Regions from separate parts of the Homo sapiens genome. Here region 1 is linked to region 2. Evidence: read pairs that join two places in POLR2A ChIA-PET (ENCODE). Cell type or tissue: OCI-LY7. All regions are shown on one strand. Each heading gives the region's core, and the rest is flanking DNA. Links, peaks and the distances in the headings are about the cores only. Region 1 has its middle 30 kb from the start of LINC01104. Region 2 overlaps LINC01104 (long intergenic non-protein coding RNA 1104).

What was found. Peaks named below come from ENCODE experiments on the same cell type or tissue, not always from the same donor. Only the 100,000 strongest peaks of a DNase experiment are listed, where the experiment ranks them.
Region 1: POLR2A ChIA-PET joins it to region 2 with 6 read pairs; 2 of 35 experiments call an interaction of 5 or more read pairs at or near these places.

What each region holds. Positions count from the first base shown.
Region 1 is chr2:100,177,027-100,179,943 of GRCh38, reverse strand. No RefSeq gene overlaps it. Among named protein-coding and RNA genes, the nearest start is that of LINC01104, 30 kb to the left of the region's middle. In OCI-LY7, for the core only: CTCF peaks have their summits at 1,514 and 1,727 (motif pointing left); a DNase peak (open chromatin) is centred at 1,653; H3K4me3 peaks cover 391 bases.
Region 2 is chr2:100,245,819-100,248,691 of GRCh38, reverse strand. It overlaps LINC01104 (long intergenic non-protein coding RNA 1104), which reads right to left. Exons shown (of 3, transcript NR_103730.1): 2 at 1,454-1,580. Among named protein-coding and RNA genes, the nearest start is that of LINC01104, 39 kb to the right of the region's middle. RefSeq lists an enhancer at 653-762. In OCI-LY7, for the core only: CTCF peaks have their summits at 2,133 and 2,333; DNase peaks (open chromatin) are centred at 531, 981, 1,731 and 2,351; H3K4me3 peaks cover 1,588 bases; H3K27ac peaks cover 2,380 bases.

The DNA.
Region 1 (2,917 bases), core at 231-2,730, 69 kb after region 2:
GCCAGCCAACTTCACCCTTCTGCCCCTTAGAGTCCTTTCTTTTATTCAGGAAATAATTGGTATCTCCAACCAAGGGACACACAAAGTCCCCTCAGTGACTGTATTAGGGTTAATTTGGTCATACTCTCTCCTGAAACCTCATACATTATCCATGACTTGTACTCTTCATGAGGGGGAGAAAACAGGAGGAACCACAATTCATTATCAGACACACAGATGCTACAGTCCCCTCTTCTGTACTAGGTCAAGGTCTGAGCTGATGACATTGCTTCCTTCTTCCACCTTTCCCTCTGCCATCACCTTGGACAGACAGATAGGGTGACTCAGATCTTTTCTTTTTTTTTTTTTTTTTGAGACAGAGTCTTGCTCTGTTACCCAGGCTGGAGTGCAGTGGCCCAATCTAGGCTCACTGCAAGCTCCGCCTCCTGCGTTCACGCCATTCTGCCTCAGCCTCCAGAGTAGCTGGGACTACAGCTGCCTGCCACCACGCCCGGCTAATTTTTTGTATTTTTAGTAGAGATGGGATTTCACTGTGTTAGCCAGGATGGTCTTGATCTCCTGACCTTGTGATCCGCTCATCTCAGCCTCCCAAAGTGCTGGGAATACAGGCTTGAGCCACTGCGCCTGGCCGACTCAGATCTTTATTCCTGCAAAATCTTGGTCCTGAGTGGTCCTGCCTTCATCAGGTTGCCAAAGTTTTTTATTTGTCCAGGATTTCTGGCAAGTGAGTGCTAAAAGGCACCCTAGGGAACCCCGTGGTTAGAAACATAGTTCTTCCTTCCTCCATGCTGTAGTGGTCACCCATCTCCCCTTTGGTAATCAGATCAATCTGTGGATTTACTTCAATAATTATAGCGTAATCAGAACCATCACTGTAATCACTGTCACCCTCTGGTTAATATTGTCATCTTGTTATTGTCCAGGAGCCATCTGGCTATTTCAACAGGTAATTAAGTAGAGATGTGACTGGAGTCTCTGCTCTTGCTTATATCAGGTCTTTGACAGCAGCACTCATCTTTGCAAATTCGCAGGAACATGGCACATCTTTGGTTTACTTTCTTAATGATGGGTGCTGGAGAAATTCCAGAGACTTCTACTTGACTCTTCCTACTGTAGTAGTCTTCACTCCACGTCCAGGAACCAATGTTAAGATTGGACCAGTCACTAAGAATATCTATTCCCATTGTAATCCTGATAGCGGGGAAATTAACCACAGGATGGGTTCCCAGTCTCACTAGACTTTCTGTGACATAGTCTAGGGCAAAGACTTTATCTATCCCTTATTTCAAAATGTCTCTACTGTGATGTGTGGCCCACTGCTGCGGCAAAATAGGTGAGTCCCAAAGTTGGGAAGGTTTTTGGCTTCCCCCAGGAAAGAACTTAAGGATAAGCAGGTGATGTTGAACAGTACTGCTCTTCTGGGAGCAGAGTTACCTCATAGGCAATATATCCAGAGTGGTAAGGAAAGCTTTTGGCAAATATATTTATACTCATGTAAACCCACTTTCAATTATATGCAAATTAAGGGGTGGGCCAATGCAAATCAAGGGGCAGGTTATTTAGGGAGGGGGCAGTAACTTCCGGGTTGTTGCCATGGAAAGAGGTAACTTTTGGGTCATTGCGATGGCAATGTAAACTGTCATGGCGCTGGTGGGAGTGTCTTATGTTAATGAGCGTAAGGGCAGCTTAGGGAATCACTTTCATCGCCACCTGCTGGTTTCTGCCAGTTTTTCACTTTATCCCATCTGGACCAGATTCTGTGTCAGTCAGTAGGGTTGTGACCAGAAAACAAGTCCTGCCGGTCTCTTAACCTTACAGTGGCTACTGGTTCTCCAGGGATTAGCACAAGTTCAGAGCCAGGGTCTAATAACGCGTGGAAAGTCTGGGTACCTCAGGACACAGTCTTGAAAAATGGCCTCAGGTCTCTCTGGGGAGGTTTGGAAGATTCTTCACAGGATACTATACCTCTGTGTACATAGTGCTGTATCCTTCTTCAAAAGAACGCAGTCACCCCTTCAATTAAGAAGTTCTTGGCCTGCAATCCCGGCACTTTGGGAGGCCAGGTGGGTGGATCACTTGAGACCAGGAGTTTGAGACCAGCCTGGCCAACATGGTGAAACCCCATCTCTACTAAAAATACAAAAATTAGCCAAGCGTGGTGGCACGTGCCTGTAATCCCAGTTACCTGGGAGGCTGAGGCAGGAGTATCTCTTGAACCCGGGAGGTGGAAGTTGCAGTGAGCCAAGATCGAGCCACTGCACTCCAGCCTTGGCGAGAGAGCGAAACTCTGTCTCAAAAAAAAAAAAAAAAAAAAAAAAAAAGATGTCCTTGAGCTACAAAATGGCTTATGTCTTAGAATTGCATAAGAGACCTTGAATTCCCACTATGTCAACTCAAGTTAGGCTTCTATTAATCAGACCTCGAATTTTTTTTACCTCCATAGATCAAGCAGCACCATCTATTTCATTCTCAGGGACCCCAGGGACCCAGCTCTTATCATACTCACATTAAAGCATTCTGATAACAGCCCGCTGTTGTTTATTGTGATATTTGCACCTGCCTTGTCCCTGAAGGTTAAACAGAATCATCTGGATTCAAAAATGTCAAGTCTCCATTTAGATAAGAAAATTCAATAAATTGCCACACCTACCAATATCTCCAACCTTCAGAAGACACCACCTCAGAGCTGCTATTCAATAACTTTCAATAACTGCCCTGGGCAGTTATAGCACAAGGCCCACTGCCAGCTCCCTTGTTGCCTCGAGGCCCTAAAGAGAGTTCATTCCATTGCAGCCCTCATGCAGGGGCGCAAGGCCTGCTCTGGGAGGTGATATGCCATACCCTCAAAAGAGTTTCAGAACTTTGCTGAGTTTTACTGAAATTCTCAAGGATTGCAGGGCCCACTTCTTTTCCAGCG
Region 2 (2,873 bases), core at 1-2,500:
CTGGCCAACACGGTGAAATCCCATCTCTACTGAAAATACAAAAATTAGCCAGGCGTGTTGATGGGCACCTGTAATCCCAGCTACTCAGGAGGCTGAGTCAGGAGAATAGCTTGAGCATGGAAGGTGGTGGTTGCAGTGAGCTGAGATCCCGCCACTGCACTCCAGCCTGGGCGACAGACTGGGACTGCATCAAAATAAATAAATAAATAAGGATATCTCCAGACAATGGAATATTATTCAGCACTAAAAACAACTGAGGTACCAAGCTATGAAGTGAAATGGAGGAAATGTAAATGCTTCCAATTATGTGGCATTATGGGAAGGACAAAACCATGATGACAGTAAAAAGATCAGTGGTTGCCTGGGATTGGAGGAAAGGACAGATGAACAGGAGGAGCATGGGAAATTTTAGGGCGGGCAAACTATTCTGTTAAAATGGTGGACGCATGTCATTACCTGCTCTCCACACCCATAGAATGTACAACACCAAGAATGAACCCTAATGCTAACACTGGGCTTTGGGTGATGATCATGTGCCCATGGGGGTTCATCAGTTGTCACAAATGGATAACCGATGGGGGATGTGAGTAGTTGGGGAGGCTGTGCATGTGCTTGGGCAGGGGGGACGTGGGAAACCTCTGTACTTTCCTCTCAAGTTTGCTGGAAACAAACACTTCTCTAAAAAAAAAACTGTTTTTTTTAAACTACCATCTTAAACAAAAAGAGGAGGCCCCAGGTAAAAGACCTCAACCCATAATTTTCCACTGAGAAGGGACTTTCTCACTGGTGGAAGGAGGACACACCGGGTCATTATTTGAGTAATCCAGGCAGGAGACCCTGCCTGGATTGAGTAATCCAGGCGTCTGCTTCACCCATGAGACCGCCTCAGGTGAAAATAGCTTTGCGGTTGTTTTTCTTCTTTTCACCCGATGGGTCTTTGGGGGTTTGTGGCATGCCCCACGGAACAATGAACTCTCAGTTCCCCTTTCTCATTCTCCCCAGGGAGCCGAGGTGCCCTGCCGGGAGAGGGGCCACCTGTACCAGGTGTGAGAGGAGTCGCACCTGGACCCAGGCCCTGCATCCTCGTCCTGCCTCTGCATCCAGCATCCCTGCAGGAAGCCCTGTCTGCAGAAGGGCTGAAAAGTAGCCTTGCTGTGAAAGTGCTTGTGTGTCCCTGAAGGGAGAAGCAAGTCACAGTCAGGGCACTGGTTCCTGTCATCCGGTGCAACACAAAGCAGGCCCCAGGACATGGGGTGCAGACGGGAGCACAGACAGGGTGGGTGCTACTGGGGTGCTCAGGCAGCTTGAGGAGGATGGAGATGGCAAACTTTCCTTCATCATTCCAGGGCCACATTTAGGGCCGGAGGACCAGCAGGTCCCCAAAGCCTACAATGCTTCTGGAGGCCAGTGGCGAGCAGTGTCCAGGGACCCCACAGCCACCACTGAGGCCCACCTGCTCATCCCTCAGCTGGGTGTCCACTGGCGGCCACACTTCAGGTCTCCGGGACGCGGAGTTTGGGCTTCTCTCCCGAGCGGAAGTTATCCAAGTGCCCTCGGCATCCCACGGATTTGCTTTGTCTCTGAGGGAAGAATTAAGGAGTGTTAGCATGATATCAGAAAACTGCTAATTATGGTGAAGAGCTAACACGGCAATCTGGGAACTTGTGGAGCTCTAGTTAGTGATGACAGAAGAGGAAAATATTTGACTGTTTTGTGCTGCACCCAGGTTCTCAGGAGGCGGCAAGAGACGAGAGTTGGCGCTGTGCCATGCTCGGAGCCCCTGGTCCTAGAGACGCTGCTTTCCCCGTGGGAGTTCGGAGCAGAGGCAGCAGCTGGGAAGCTCAGGATGGAGTGAGGAAGGAGAGCGACTTGGGGTGCTTGGGTTGCAGAGATCTAACGCCCCAAGAGAGACTAGCTGTGGCCTGTGCCCACCCCAAACTCACACACTGTTGTGCTCACACACGTGTACACACTCACACACATTTCAACACCCGCACGCCCAAGCTCACACACCACACTCACACGCCTTAGTCACACACACATACACACATTAACACACATACACACTCACATTTGCACATACACACACACACAGTTATGCACCACAGACACACACTCCCAAGTTCACACACCACTATCACACACATCTCTTCACACACACACACTCACCTACACACTCTCACACATGGAACACCGACACACTCTCCATTACGCACCTGCCCTCTCTCACACGCACGCACAAACACACACGTTTCAAGCCGAATTAGAGCTCTTTTTTTGGTCCCACAAAGAAAACGGTAACCTCAGCATCTTGGTCTCAACGAGAACTGGGTGCATGATCCCATCCAACCACAAGGGGGAAAATGAGGAAATGGGTCCTCCATGTCCTCAGACACTGGAGAACAGAAGTATACGCCAGCTCTAACGGGCACCACACATGAACAGGAGGGATTGAAACAGAAAAGGGGTTCCTCCTGATGCGTGGCATTGACAGAGCCCAGTTCTGCCTCATGCCAAGCACCATCTCGCCCCTTGATGATGGAAAATGGTTGCATGTCTTGTTTCCTGGCCCCCATCTCTGTCTTGGTACAGAGTAAAGACTTGAGCCTCCCTTCTAAAGACAGGAGTCCCGCTGAGCTGACCCACCAGCTGACAGATGAAGCCATGACATCTGCTGACCAAGTTCCCCAAGACCCCTTGAGACTCAATTTCTGAAGAGGGTCTGCTGGGAATATCCTGTCTCCATGCTCTGCCCCGCTGTTGGGACACCCTCAGCCTCTGTGGAGCCTCTTGGTCTGACAGCGGGGCTGGATGACTGGCCACCTCTTGACTGTGCCAGCACCTCTACTGCCATGTTCTGCCTGGGGGACTGG